Regions from separate parts of the Homo sapiens genome. Here all the other regions are linked to region 5. The links are chromatin contacts, found by Hi-C or POLR2A ChIA-PET in ENCODE. All regions are on one chromosome and are shown on one strand. The core of a region is the stretch at or near the end of the contact, and the rest is flanking DNA. Distances in the headings are between cores, read along the strand shown. Region 1 overlaps LOC101929727 (a long non-coding RNA gene). Region 2 has its middle 240 kb from the start of PTEN. Region 3 overlaps MINPP1 (multiple inositol-polyphosphate phosphatase 1). Region 4 overlaps LOC105378415 (a long non-coding RNA gene). Region 5 holds the start of ATAD1 (ATPase family AAA domain containing 1).

Evidence for each region. Hi-C counts contacts between places; a loop is a spot of excess contacts on that map. ChIA-PET counts read pairs that join two places held with the same protein, here RNA polymerase II (POLR2A). Pooled maps may share reads with other maps.
Region 1: a loop to region 5 is called in a map of naive thymus-derived CD4-positive, alpha-beta T cell, with 6 times the contacts of the local background. The contact joins the enhancer-like site here to the promoter of ATAD1 in region 5. A Hi-C loop is called at or near these places in 1 of 168 maps with a recorded cell type or tissue (naive thymus-derived CD4-positive, alpha-beta T cell), 11 of 37 single-sample maps with no recorded cell type and 10 of 50 pooled maps.
Region 2: a map of OCI-LY7 shows a loop between it and region 5 (3-fold over the local background). The contact joins the enhancer-like site here to the promoter of ATAD1 in region 5. A Hi-C loop is called at or near these places in 2 of 168 maps with a recorded cell type or tissue (OCI-LY7 and naive thymus-derived CD4-positive, alpha-beta T cell), 23 of 37 single-sample maps with no recorded cell type and 13 of 50 pooled maps. POLR2A ChIA-PET finds 5 or more read pairs at or near these places in 8 of 52 experiments (CD4-positive, alpha-beta T cell, CD4-positive, alpha-beta memory T cell, CD8-positive, alpha-beta memory T cell and 4 more).
Region 3: a loop to region 5 is called in a map of endothelial cell of umbilical vein, with 5 times the contacts of the local background. The contact joins the enhancer-like site here to the promoter of ATAD1 in region 5. A Hi-C loop is called at or near these places in 2 of 168 maps with a recorded cell type or tissue (MCF 10A and endothelial cell of umbilical vein), 3 of 37 single-sample maps with no recorded cell type and 6 of 50 pooled maps. POLR2A ChIA-PET finds 5 or more read pairs at or near these places in 1 of 52 experiments (activated T-cell).
Region 4: a map with no recorded cell type shows a loop between it and region 5 (3-fold over the local background). The contact joins the enhancer-like site here to the promoter of ATAD1 in region 5. A Hi-C loop is called at or near these places in 1 of 168 maps with a recorded cell type or tissue (naive thymus-derived CD4-positive, alpha-beta T cell), 10 of 37 single-sample maps with no recorded cell type and 12 of 50 pooled maps. POLR2A ChIA-PET finds 5 or more read pairs at or near these places in 7 of 52 experiments (CD4-positive, alpha-beta T cell, CD4-positive, alpha-beta memory T cell, CD8-positive, alpha-beta memory T cell and 3 more).

Annotation. Positions count from the first base shown.
Region 1 is chr10:88,270,569-88,273,268 of GRCh38, reverse strand. The region is part of intron 1 of LOC101929727 (a long non-coding RNA gene); the gene reads right to left. It also overlaps a transcript of RNLS not described here. Among named protein-coding and RNA genes, the nearest start is that of RNLS, 310 kb to the left of the region's middle. RefSeq lists an enhancer at 1,619-1,668. Within about 2 kb of position 1,333, at least 7 of the 41 ENCODE cell types and tissues checked have a DNase peak (open chromatin) inside an H3K27ac peak, as active enhancers do.
Region 2 is chr10:88,107,093-88,109,792 of GRCh38, reverse strand. No RefSeq gene overlaps it. Among named protein-coding and RNA genes, the nearest start is that of PTEN, 240 kb to the right of the region's middle. Within about 2 kb of position 1,397, at least 5 of the 41 ENCODE cell types and tissues checked have a DNase peak (open chromatin) inside an H3K27ac peak, as active enhancers do; they include OCI-LY7, where a contact is called at or near this core.
Region 3 is chr10:87,531,083-87,533,782 of GRCh38, reverse strand. All of the region lies in intron 4 of MINPP1 (multiple inositol-polyphosphate phosphatase 1), which reads right to left. Among named protein-coding and RNA genes, the nearest start is that of MINPP1, 28 kb to the right of the region's middle. Within about 2 kb of position 1,287, at least 7 of the 41 ENCODE cell types and tissues checked have a DNase peak (open chromatin) inside an H3K27ac peak, as active enhancers do; they include endothelial cell of umbilical vein, where a contact is called at or near this core.
Region 4 is chr10:88,078,998-88,081,697 of GRCh38, reverse strand. It overlaps LOC105378415 (a long non-coding RNA gene), which reads left to right. Exons shown (of 6, transcript XR_007062225.1): 5 at 1,161-2,314. Among named protein-coding and RNA genes, the nearest start is that of PTEN, 220 kb to the right of the region's middle. RefSeq lists an enhancer at 1,192-1,486. Within about 2 kb of position 1,362, at least 3 of the 41 ENCODE cell types and tissues checked have a DNase peak (open chromatin) inside an H3K27ac peak, as active enhancers do.
Region 5 is chr10:87,816,954-87,819,653 of GRCh38, reverse strand. It overlaps ATAD1 (ATPase family AAA domain containing 1), which reads left to right and starts at 1,428. Exons shown (of 10, transcript NM_001321967.2): 1 at 1,428-1,487. It also overlaps the pseudogene CFL1P1. RefSeq lists a silencer at 1,281-1,330.

The sequences.
Region 1 (2,700 bases), core at 84-2,583, 450 kb before region 5:
TGAGCAGTCAGGCAGCCAATTGGCCTTGTGTTGAGGTGCTCCAGAGGGCAGAACCAAGACTAGCAGCAGTAGGAAAGTGATTGAAGCTAATATCAGTAAGAAATTTCCAATAAGCAGAGCTTTTCAATGTGGAGCAGACCTCTGGGAGTTTCTTTCTGCCAGCCCAAAATGTTTCCAGCAGAGGCTGGGTGACCACCATCCACAGTGATCCACAGTGGGGAGAGGTCACAAGAACAGTGCATCCCAACCCTGGCTGGGCCACAGCATCACCCGAGGGAGGATAGAATGCAGATTCCTGGGCCATGAACCCTATCTACCTGGATTGAAACTCCAGGGCTGGGGTCTAGGGATATGTATTTGCCTTAAACTTCCCCAAGGAATTCTAAAGCAGCGAGACAAAGTTTCTACACCTGAGAATCCCTAGATTAGAGACTTTCAAGGCAGCTTCCAACTTGGAGATTCAAAGCAATTTTGCAATTCAAAGGTCTAGAGACTATTTGAGTATCTATCTTAAAAAAACGAAGACAACAGTATAGATGCAAAGGGAGGCACGGCTGGGGTTGAAGGATGGAATCATTTGAAGATCAATACTTTTTCATTCATTTATTTATTCAACCACCAATGACCAAGAGCCTGTGCTGTACCAAGTTCTTCATGTAAAGCACTTGGGATATGTTAGGGATCAAAACCGTTTCCTGCCCTCATAATGGTCACATTTAGGTCAGGTTAACATAAAACGTAGATTCTTGGGCCCAGGAATGACTGAATTAGAATCCCTGGAGAGGGACCCAAGAATCCATATTCTATAAATGTTCCCAAGGTGCTGCCTGTATACACTAATGCAATGTTGTTTTTCAAAATATGGGCTTTGACTCATAAGTGGTTTGTTATAGTAATTTAGTGAGTCAAGAAGCTTTTTTAAAAAATTAAAATAACAGAAAAAAGAACAGGAAAAGGAAAGGAAAATTAGAATGCTGACACATGGAAACAGTAACTTGTTTCATAAAGCTTCTGTTTCTGTGCCCTGGGCCACAATGTAAACTGGGTTTCAGATGGAAAACCATTGCTAGAAAATATGATATATAAAATACATCACTGCTCTAGTCCTCTCTAACCCCTGCACGCAACAGTTCTGTTTTAGTCCAAATCTGGAGGTGAGATGCTGGGGCACACTGACCACCTTGAGGAGGGACAGGCTGTTCTGGGAATTTGACTCACTGGGAATATCCCTGCTATAATGCCACTTCCTTTTTCTTTTGGATTGAGCCTAGGGCTGCACTCTTGCACAGATGGTAAAGTCTCCAGCACATGTTGCATCATTTTCTCTGGTAGACATGACAGAGCACTGCACACTATCTGTCCTGGCCTTCGTGGCAGAGTTAGAGCCGCATACAGAAACGAACTCCTGGGACCCATTGCTTCCATTTGCTAGGCTGCTTTTTAGGGGAACAAGAGAGCAGGTCTTATACAACCAATTTTCCAGGCCAAGTCCTGGGTATTTGATTTGGGCCCTTCATATCAGGTCAAAACCATATGCAACCCATACTTGGCAACCAAGATGAAAGATACCAATTGTTTTAAATAAAAATGAAACCGGACGGGGTGAACAAACCCACATAAGACAAGCTGAAAAGTCCTCCCAGGCTCTCTGAGAACCCAAGAGCCTGCTGTGCTGAGCAGACCAGGGATGTTCCTGTGGTTTACTTGTTTGCTGTCACGGAAGTTTTGCTGTCACTAAGAAGAAAAATCCAAAGGCTAATTCAGCATAAATGGTCCCCTTGGCTGCACTGAGGGCAGTCACAGGTGAGTCATAAACAGTGTTGAAAAGTAGAGATCCACCCTAGAGGCCTGAGACATGCTGCTTTTATCTCCAGCTCAGAGCAAGAAAAATGTCTCAGAAGGAACTGAAAATGGAATTACTCAAACTGAAAACTGCTGTCCTCACCAGGAGGATTCCTTTCCTGACCCAAGTCTGGGAAGTGCCACTGGTAAACCCCCAGAAATGAATTTGCTCATCAGTGAAGGACAGAGCTAGATATTCTCAGATGTACCCAGTGACATTTTCGCAGCATTAGAAGCCAAGCCTCCTTCACCTCAAACCAAATCACTGAAATGCTTGATTCTGTGCAGCTGTGGTAGAAATGCCCTGTATCAAAGGCAGGCTCCAGTACCACAAGCCAAAGATAAATAACAGAGGAAATGATCAAGACCATGACCTCTTGATGACCCCCTGGAGCTAAATCTTTGCTAGACCTCAGAATATCAAACAGGCCACCAGCCCGCCAAGAGCAGTTCATGAACAGTGTGGAAGCCACCTCAGCCTGCGAGAGCCTGGCTCTCTAGAAACTTGAGACATCCCAAAGGAATTTCTTGTTTTATCCTCCCAAACAGGGGTTTGTTAATTCTTTCTTCAAGTGAAGAAACCCTTTCCAAATAAACGTACCCAGAAAAGGTATTTTCCATTTACTTGGAAGTTGGGGTTGTATGTATCTCTTGTCCGGTGGTGAACTATTAGTATTTTGAAAAGTGTGTTCTCCCACCAACTAGCAAAAAAAATGAAACAGAAATACAAGGGCCTTCTCCTACTGGAGATTTTGATTATAGATTCAAACAGGCAAACATTATGGAGTGTTTACTATTGGACAAGTATTGAGCTAAGTTCTCAGAGGATCCTGAGTGGAACCAGACTCAAGTTGCTCA
Region 2 (2,700 bases), core at 148-2,647, 290 kb before region 5:
ATTATTTGTGTAAACATGTGTTTTCAATTATCTTGGTTATATACCTAAAAACAAAATTTCTGGGTCATAGGTAACTCTATATTTAACTTTTTGAAAAACTGCCAAATTGTTTTTCTAAAGTAGCTGTACCATTTTTACCTCTCTACCTGCAATGTAAGAGGATTTCAGTTTCTCTACATCCTTGCCAACACATGATATTATCTGATGATGATGATGATCATGATGACAATTGCCATTCTAGTGAATGTGAAGTAGTATCTCATTGTGGTTTTCATTTGTATTTTTCTGATGGCTAATGATGTTGAGCATATTTTCATGTGCTTATTGGCCTGTTTTATATTTTGTTTGGATACATGTTTATTCAAATCCTTTGCCTATTTTTAACTGTATTTTTTTATTGTTGAATTGTAAAAGTTCTTTACATATTCTAGATTCTTATCAGACATATAATTTATAAATATTTTCTACCATTCTATGGGTTGTCTGTTTGCTTTCTTGATAGTGTCCCTGAAACACAAAAGTTGAATTTTTGATGACGTTCAGTTTATTCTTTGGTTGCTTGGGCTTCAGGTGCCATATCTAAGAAATCATTGGCCAAACTAAGGTCACAAAAATTATGTCTTTGAGGATGTTGCCTTCTAAGAGTTTTATAGTTTTAGCTATTACAGTTAGGTCTTTGACCAATTTTATGTTAACTTTTGTATTTAGTGAGAGTCAGAGGGTCCAGATGGATACTTTTGCATGTGGATATCCACTTATCTCACCACACTTGTGGAAAGATTATTCTTTCCCCATTGAATATCTTGGAAAGAAGAAACATTTTTAAGACAATCTTGACCAAACAGTCTGGCCCTGATTAAAAAAAATAATAATAAAACAGCCACCACAGTCTGAGGTATGACAGTCAAGACTGCAGAGATTGGCTGGAATATTTTGTTCCTACCTACGATGTGAAAATTCCATGAGAAGCATCTCAGCCCACCTCTCCTATATATATATTAGTAGGTTTTAACCTTGTTTAGAGTAACTTATCCAATGAGATTGTGGGCTTTTTAATATACATAGTAATATTCTGCTTAAAATGTTAAAAAGTTCACAGACACCCTCAAACAAAAATCCTATCCACAGATCTTTGGTTAAGAATCCCTGCTCTACTCTCCTTCCCACAGAGTTCTACCATTGCCAAGGCTGAAGCGACACCCCTCAGTGCAGCTGACTCACTTTGTGTTCTATTTATTTGTTTGTGTGTAGCCCTGATCTCTCCTTTAAGCTCCACAGTGCCACCTAACTCCTAGATATGTGTACCTTGTGCCCAGGCATCTCCAGCTCAACACATTCAGCTCATCATCTTCCCTCCCCCCACCCAGCTCATACCCCCACTTCCCTTTTTCTGGTCACAGTGCTGTTCTTCCCATCACGCAGGCTCAAATCTCAAAGTCATCTTCACTTCTTCTTCCTCTCACCACCCCTCCCCCAACAGCTAATTCAGTCTCCAGGTTTATATAGTTGTTCCTTTAGCCTAACCACCTGTCAGTACCCTGCCTAGTCCAAGCTCCTATTCTGAGGCCTGGGCTGATGCAACAGATGTCTCTGGCCTTGCTCATTTCTTGCCTTTGGGTTCTATACTTTCTAATTTATTTGAGTGCCAGACTTAACAGGTGAAAGGATAGTTCTGAGCATTTCCCTCTCTGGCTCAGAAAATCTTAATGGCTTGTCGTGGTCCTCTAAATGCAGTGCAAACCCAACTGGTCAGAAGTCCAAGAGCTTCCATTCTCTGACTGCAGCCAACCACCTGGCTTCATCTCCCGACTCTCCCCAGACTCCATGTCCCAGCCAGTAGTGGCACCAGTGACATTATTTGCACCATCATGCCACTTACCTTCACTCACTGCCCTGCCACCATTCTTGGCAAGCTAACCCTGCTGTGCCTTCAAGCCCAGCCCACTGTGATTGCCTCTATGAGGACTTTCCTGATTGCTGCAGGAGGACTCACTCATCTCTCATAGTAATTTACTTATTTTTATGTGACTTTTGCCATTATTGTGCATCTGACACCTCTCTTAGCACACAGCAAAATGCCTTGAGCAAAATGCTTCCTTAATGAATATTGGTCACATTCAGCAGTGATTCTCATAAGGGAATGTGAATCAGAATCACTTGGGGAACTTTTCAAAATACCCCACTTTGGGACCCAGACCTCAATATTTGAAAAGTTTCCACTGATGATTCTGATGTGCATCACTAATTTGACTACTTGTCAAATTAACAAATGATGGTAAAAAATATACTGAACATCTACTATGGGCCAGGCACTGCATATGCATTATCTCATTTAATCCTCACAGAAACTCTGGGGTGGGGTGGGGGAGGTGGTATTATTATTTGTCCATTCTTCAGATGACGAAACTTGCGCTTAAAGAAACTAAATGCTTTGCCTTAGGTGGGTCATGTATAAATAAATGAAGTAAGTGAAATGAAGGTCTCTAAAGGTCACTTACAATCTATTTGAGAAATTTAACAGTAATTTCCCAAGAAAATCTATGTTCAGATTTAATAATTTTGAGCTGGTTTCTCATTTTCTTAGCTTTGTGACCTTAGACAAATTACTTGCCCTATCTGAGCATGTTTCCTCTTCTGCGGAATGAGCATTATACCTACTATTATTGTAAGGTAGAAGGAAGGATTCAGTGAGTTACAATA
Region 3 (2,700 bases), core at 38-2,537, 290 kb after region 5:
TTAAAAAGCCATACCTTATAGACTATGAAATCTGAAAATATCAATGATTTGAAACCCAACAAAAAGGTAGAAAAAAAAGGTTAACACTGAGAGTTGAGGTATTTAGTAACAGTAAAAAATATTTTATAGTAATTAACTTAAAATGGAAGATCTCGAGGCAAGTAATTATAGACCCAAAATAAATCTTTGAGAAAACATGAAGTAACTTGTTGAAATCCTCGAATCTAAAAAGATTATATTAACAGATATATGGGGAAGGAGACAGTAAAATAAAATCTGGAGATACTTCATTTCTTCAGTGAATTCAATCTGCTTTTCTAATCACAGCTGCTTAAATAGAAATATCTGCTTAAATAGAAATATCTGCTTAAATTTGCTGGTTTTAACTTTAATCCCATTACTATAGTGATGGTGCAAAAAGGAAAATAAAAATCAAGTTCCTAATAAAATGCAAGGAGCTGAATTTCAAGGGCCGGTTATATTTAACTGAAAATTTAACAATTTGCAATCTTCCATTTTTTCCATGAAGTAAAACCATGCTATCAAAATTATGTTGAAAAAAAAATTCAGTGGCACTGAAGAATGTCCCTGATTTAATGTTAATATTAAAAAAAACCAATCTGTATACATACTAACATTCTAACAAGGGGTAGGGGTGGGATGGAGAAAGCAAAAATAGCCTGGGAACTTGGGAAAGTGAAAGTCATTTTGTCAGAAAATATGGATGTCAAAATACTCACTTATAAACTCTAATTCCAAATTTAAAAAAAGGATTTTAAGTCATGTACAAAAAAAAAAAAGGCTAATGTTTTGATAGAAGAGATCAGGAAAAACACAAAGATAAACATTCTATTAAAAGCTTATTATTCTACCACACTGGTGCCTGACTGTCAATGTGTGGAGAAAAGCAGTAAGTAGGAACTCTCTGTACTTTCTACTCAATTTTGCTGTGAACCTAAAATTACTTTTAAAAGTCCATTAGTTAAAAACAAACAAACAAAAAACAACTTACTTGCTCCTTGCTGAGCATATATTGATTTTCTTTAGAAGTGCTTCTCACAGCACTAGTCAATCTGTTTTTAGGAGAGAAACCTGACAGAAGTCTCAAACCGTACTTTATTCTCCTTTCCTATTTTAAGGTTTAATCTTAATTCAGCAAAATAAGCATCTTTTAAAATCCTCATCAGTCTTTTAGTACAGAGATACCCAGTCCCAGGAAACCATCTGCCAGTTTCTTCATCATCGCTCACTGCTGAGCAGTGTTTGTTGATTCCTTCTTCAGTTAGAACAAGAGGCGGTGGCCAAAACGATTTCCTGTCTTAAAGGGTCAAACTCTCTCTTTCAACTTCTTACATTGTTTCACAATCTTACATAAACAGTTATATCATTATACATGGCTTTTATAAAATGTTTTTATTTTCTCTAGACTGTAAGAGCCACAGTGCAATGACTTTGCCTCAGTCATCACTGCCTGACATATAAACATAGTAGCTGCTTTGTTGAATGAATTTTCCTTTCAAGCCACAAGGCATAATCATCCAAAAGAAGTAAAAATGTTTTCCATCTTGCAATGAAAAGGAAGTTAGTTTAATAAATGACGCCATAAAGTTTGAAAAGAATAAGTCTCACAAAGCTCTTGTTTTCATTATTTGGACAATTGCCAAGGGGGGCAGGGGTGGTAGAGGGGAAGGGTGTGTGAATATCTGAAAAAGACATTAAGGACATGTTTGGGCCAGAGAACTATCACATATAATACCAATACCATGTCTGTATATCATATTATACTAAGTGCTTTAATAAGTATTATCTCACTTGATTATCACAATTCCATGAGTCAGGTGAGGTATAGGTTGAGTATTCCTTATCCAAAATGTTCGTGACCATAAATCTTTTGGATTTCAAATTTTTTCAGATTTTGAAATATTTTCATATATATAATCTTGGGGATGGGACCCAAGTCTAGACATGAAATTCATTTATGTTCCATATACACCTTACATACATAGCATGAAGGTAGTTTTATACGATATTTTAAATAATTTTAAAAGTTTCAACTACAACCCATCACAGGAGGTCAGGTGTGGAATTTTTGACTTGCTGCATCACATCCGCACTCAAAAAGTTTTGGAGTTTGGAGTATTTTGAATTTTCACATTAGGGCTAGGCATTCTTCATTCCTCTTTTCCAAAGTAAGGAATCTGCAGCATCCATAAAGCAGGACCAGGAGTCAAACCAAATCCAAGCAACTGCCTACTATGTCATATTGCCTCTACACCACAGAACTGCACCTGCTACTACAAGCCATGCATGAAAATTCACCTCATTAGCTTCTCAGTTTATTAAAATACCATCAGCTACTAGCTACCAAAAATGGAGTGCTCAATTAGTTGCATTTTTCCCTCTGTAATTTATTTGTAGGTGAGATAAGCAAATTATAAGAAAATAAGCAAGATGATGAGGAGGAGGTTCCAAGAACAGCTCCAGTCTACAGCTCCCAGTGTGAGCCATGCAGAAGACAGGTGATTTCTGCATTTCCAACTGAGGTAGCGGGTTCATCCCACTAGGGCTTGTCAGACAGTGGGTGTAGCCCACGGAGCATGAGACAAAGCAGGACGGGGCATCGCCTCACCCGGGAAGCGCACGGGGTCAGGGAATTCCCTTTCTTAGCCAAAGGAAGCCATGACAGACAGTACCTGGAAA
Region 4 (2,700 bases), core at 113-2,612, 260 kb before region 5:
GTGCCAAACAAAACATACCTGCAGGCCAAAATCTACACCCTCTGGGCTGGATTTCAATGTCTCTTAAACTCTCAACAGAGAGCATCTTACTGTTTCAGTTCAGGGTAGATGTCTACCCATGGTCCCATCGAGTGGGGTCTGGATATGGAATCAGCTAGAAGAAGCATAGTCTATGCCCATTCTTTCAGCAGGGACTGTGGGCAGGAAACCATTTCCAAAGAAGCAGGCATGAGTTGGTGGCCATACAAATATATATGTTATATTGATAAATATAAAAACAGGAGATTCTGGGGGACCACAAGTTTTTACAAATTAGGCTTATTTTAGGATAAATTCACCCTTGTTAGTGTGCAGTTCTGTGAGTTTTGATATACATATGCAGTCAAGTAACCACTCCCACAATTAAGATACAGAATAATTCCATCACCCCCCAAATTTCTTGTATGCCCCTTTATAGCTAGCCCCTGACCCTAACCTCTGGCAATCACTAATATATTCTCTTTTTCTATAGGCTTGCTTTTTTTCAAAATGTCATATACATGGAATCACACAGTTTATAGCCTTTTGAGTCTGGCTTATTTTACTCAGCATAATGCCTTTGAGCTTTAACCATGTAATTTCATGTATCAGTAGTTCATTCCTATGTATTGCTAAGTAATTTTCCACTGTATAGATGCACCACAGTTTGTTTATCCATTCACCAATTAAAGCCATAATCAACTTCCATGTAGAAGTTTGTGTGTGAACACAGTTTTAATTTATTTGGGGTTACTACCTAGGAGTGAGATTCTGGGTCTTATGGTAAGCATACATTTTACTAAGAAACTATAAAACTCTTTTCCAAAGTGGCTGAACCATTTGACATTTCTAACAGCAATATTTGAAAGTTCCCATTGCTCTGTATCCTCTCCAGTACTTACATGCTCAGCATTTTGGTTTGGTCTGGTTTCATTGTTTCTGAGCTCTTCTGATAGATGTGGAGTACACCCCCATTTTGGATGAATTGTGCCAAATGTGTAGACCATCCTCAAAATCTAAGGTCTCAGTAAAAACAATTAAACATGATTTCTGATATAATGTCTTATCCTTGAAAACCCTGACCCATCCATCTTCAGCACATTCACATGTGTAATAAGGTAAGTGATTTTTAATTCCACCAGGTTTAAAGACCCCTGACGTGACTTATTGCCATTCTGCTACTGAGCCTTGAGAGATTATGGTAAGTGCCAAGAAAAAAAAAATGACTTTGAACTGCTCTTTCACCAGTTAAAAATAACACTGAAACCAAATGTAAACATAAAAGAAGTGGTCAGATTCGGGTTACATATTAACGGTGTTTGGTCAGGCTGGAGCTGAGGCACAGCAGCAGAGAATGCCTTTTACTTATCACTGTTTCCAAACCTCCCTACCTGGACTAGGCTTGACTGGATTTACAAGAGACCTTTTGAAAAGATGCAGAGAAGGCAAGCAGCACACATTTCCTGGTAATAAATTTTAAAGGTTGCTAAAACATTCCAGAGATTTTCACTCAACATTCCTCTGGCCAACACATCTGCAATCTGCCAATCCTTAAAAATAGGTGTTTTTGCATTTTAATCTCACAAACATCTTTGAAAATGCATTTCTTCTCTGCCCCTGTGTTGGACAAATCCAGCTTTTTCCATTTTCTAAAAACCACAGAAATATAATGCTGCTTAATTCATACAAGACTGAGCTAACTGGAGTTAAAATAAAATTTCTGAGAGTTTGTTTGGCTCACTCTTCCCTACCAGATGATTCCATTCTTAAAACGGTCCTGTGATTATATTCTCTCATTACAGAGGTGTCCAGAAAAAAAATAAGGAGTGCAGTTCTGAAATTATATAAAAGCAAAATTATTACTCTAAACGTAAGAGCTGTGATAGATCGTGTCATTGACCATGGTTCTTTTCCCCTGACACACACGTCCCCACCACCCACCCACTGTATCCATATGCCTTTTGCCATATGACTTTGCAGCTCTCCCCACTAAAGGGGCAGCCATGCGATTTGCTTTGGCCAATGAAATGAGGCAGTAGTGGTGGTATCCTAGTTCTGAGCCTAGGTCTCAAGAAGTCTTATGTGTTTCTGCTTATCCTCTTATACCTCTGCCATCACCATGAGCCAAACATCCCCCAAGTAGCCCACTGGTCCCAGGACAAGGAGGGAGACATGAAGCAGAGCTCATCCAGCTGCTGCAGCCCCACTTGACCCAGAGACCTACACTGGGAAGCAGAGCTGCCCAGTCAAGTCCAACCTGGATGTGTGGAACCCCAGCCAACCTGATGCATGAGCAGTAAGTGTCTTTTTTAGCCACTGAGATTTGGACTGGTTTGCTTAGAAGCAAAAACTAACTGATATAAGTACATCCCTGAATTGTTGGCTTTACCTAAATATATATATATATTTATATATACAATATAAAAAGATACATAATATATATAAATATATATTTTATATATATATATATATATATATATCAGTTACTTAGCATTTTAGAACTCTGCATGCTTTCTACATGAGGTTACTTCCAAAGGCAAAAGGTGCTTTAAAAAATTGTAAAAGGAGAAACTTAATAGAAATACCAGCGTCTGTTGGAAGAAAATCTCTCATAGTTCCATGTTGCCTCATTCTGCAAGCAAGCCAACTCTTGATCCCCATCACCCCTGATGGATGGGGCTG
Region 5 (2,700 bases), core at 179-2,678:
TTAAAATTTGCTCATTTGTAAAAACGGAGAAAATGATAGCTATTTTAGAGGATTTTGGGGGAGATATTTAGGTTATGCATGTAAAGCACATAGAAGCTTATTGCCCCACCCCAGCAGACATTAACTAGGTATTATCTTCACCACATTATTACAAGTTTGTAACTAGTAACATTCGTTAACAATCAGGCTGCAAAATTGTTATTATTATTGAGACAGGGGCTTGCTCTGTCGCCCAGGCTGGAGTGGAGTGGCTTGATCACTGCAGCCGTGATCTCCCACGCTCAAGCGATTCTCCCACCTCAGCCTCCCAAGTAGCTGGGACTACAGACATGCGCCACCAAATCCAGCTAATTTTTAGGTGGTTTTTTTTTTTTTTTTTTTTTTTTTTTTGTAGAGACGATTTCTCATTATGTTGTCCAGGCTGGTCTCGAATTCCTGACCTCAAGTGATCCTCTCGCTTCGGCCTCCCAAAGTGTTGGGATTACAGGCGTAAGCCACCGCGCTGGCCAAGCTGCAGAATTCTTTAGCCATCAAAGATGATGCCTCAAGTAGAAAGGCACAAGCTGCCTTCCTGAGGAACACAGGGAGAACTCTCATTACATCATAGTCTCACCGACTCTGTCTGAAGGAAGTGATGCTTCTCGTATCTCAGGAGTGTCTAATGTCATCTGGCCCACCGGCAGTTTGTGTATTCAGGAGGCTCTGGCTTTCAGGTTTGCTCCCTTGGGACCTCTTGTGTCACGTCGCTCGTTCTGGAAAGGAAAAGGGGTGAAAGAAAAAGGGAAATCACCAAAATGCAAAATCTGTTACCAGATGCCCTATTCCGTCCTAACTACCGAGTCTGGTGGCGTGGGCTGCTAAATCTTTTCGCGGAAAGATTGTCAGGCGCCACCCCGAGGTGTTTGTCAGCACAGAGATGGGGGAGAAGGGTGAGCTCACCCGAGAATTGAAAGGCAGGTGGTGAGGGATGAGGGGTGAGGAGTGGAGGGTGGCCATAAGCTTCTGCGTTTTGGCTAAAGTACAGACACAAAGCCGCGGCGTGAGGGTTTGCACAGAGTGGTGGGAAGGAGAGAATGTATTTGCTGGGTACGCAGAGCATTTCTGCACTCTCAAGAAGGCTGCCCGATTTGTCAGGGTTGCGCCCCGAGCCCGCGAGAAGGGCAGGGACTTTTTGTGATAAGCGCCTTCCCAAAGGTAGTGTCTGTTAAACGCAGAGCCTTAGCGAGTGCTGCTCGCAGACACGCCGGCTTCGCAGAAAGTCTCAGTCTAGCAGGTAGCTTAAGCAGACATCAGGTGCGCGAATTTGCTCTCCCTCACTGTTTCTAAGCCTGGGAGCACGCCCCCTCCGCGCCGGCGACCGCGGGTCGCGCATGCTCCGTGGGAGGGAGTGCGCCGCGCCTCCCGCCGGAAGCGTTCTCTCCCAGGTTGCGTTTCCTTCCTGTGTGAGGCCGGCTGAGGGCACTTGCTCTTGCTGTTTCTGCCCCTGGGTGAGTAGCTGGTTCCCGTGGGGCCTCATGGGATGGTTGTCGTATCCTTCTGAGGTCCTTTAAGGACCGTCTCGGACCTGGGAACCCCCGGAGGAAAGGTCACCCCGGTCTTCTCCCACGCCCTACCTCAGTGCCGCCCCCAAGCGCCCCGCAGCCCTTAGTATCTAGAGGATTAACCTCCAAGGGCGTCCCGGGCCTCGCCTTGGCGTCCGGCCCGGCCTGGGCCCTTAGGGTCTGCTTAGCTCTTCCCCAAGACTCGTGCCATTCCCGAGGGAATCTTTGTCGGCATCCTGGTCACTGTGGGGGTTTGAGGTCGTCCCGGAAGACTTCAGAACCAGGCGAACCTAGACGAAGGCGGCTGGAATGAACCAGGTCTGATTGTCGCACAGGCGCGGCCACCACCTTGTGCAAAATCGAAGGTGGTTCTTCAGGGCCGGGCACGCTTTCACAAAAGATGGTGATGTTAATAATAACCTGCCCTCTTTGTGAAGATTGGCAGGCCTTCATTGTCATAGGCTGTATTCGTAGGGCCTTTATGCCTGCAAAACTGGGACTTTTGAGTTTGAGAAACGATTTGTGAAATACTGCAATGAATTAGGAGAGAAATACTACAGTGAATGCTATGCTATGAATGCTATACATGTCAATAAATTGCTCATAGATGAGGTAGTACGATTTCACGGTTTTCCACTCGGAAATGGAGAACTTAAAATGAAACGACCTGATACCATATTTGCCTAACAAATAACTCTAGGTTATAGTGTTTTAGGATGTTTCTTAGTTGCATACAGCACTATCATCGTATATGTACATATTTGTGTATTCATTTTGTTGAACCTAATGTTTATACAGGATTGAAATACGCTCCCTGCTGTTGTATGCGCATGCAGCTTTTATTGTATGTTCGCTGGTGATGGTATTGCTGCTGTAACAGCCTTACATTTTAGGTATATCAATACCAAATGAATGATACATGAGTGTACAATAAAGTATATATAGTTACAGTCTACAAAACAAGTTTCAGTTTCATTGAAGGATTTTGAAGTAATTTAAAAAGGTAGACTACTATTTTACAAGTGGCCTTAGTAGACCTAAGTCTTTATTACATTAAAAATTTCAGAATTGGGAAGGATATAAACGGGTTTTGTGTGTTGACCTTTTATGGGATTAAAAGTTGTTACTATCTTGATGACTGGGATGTGTTCATAACAGC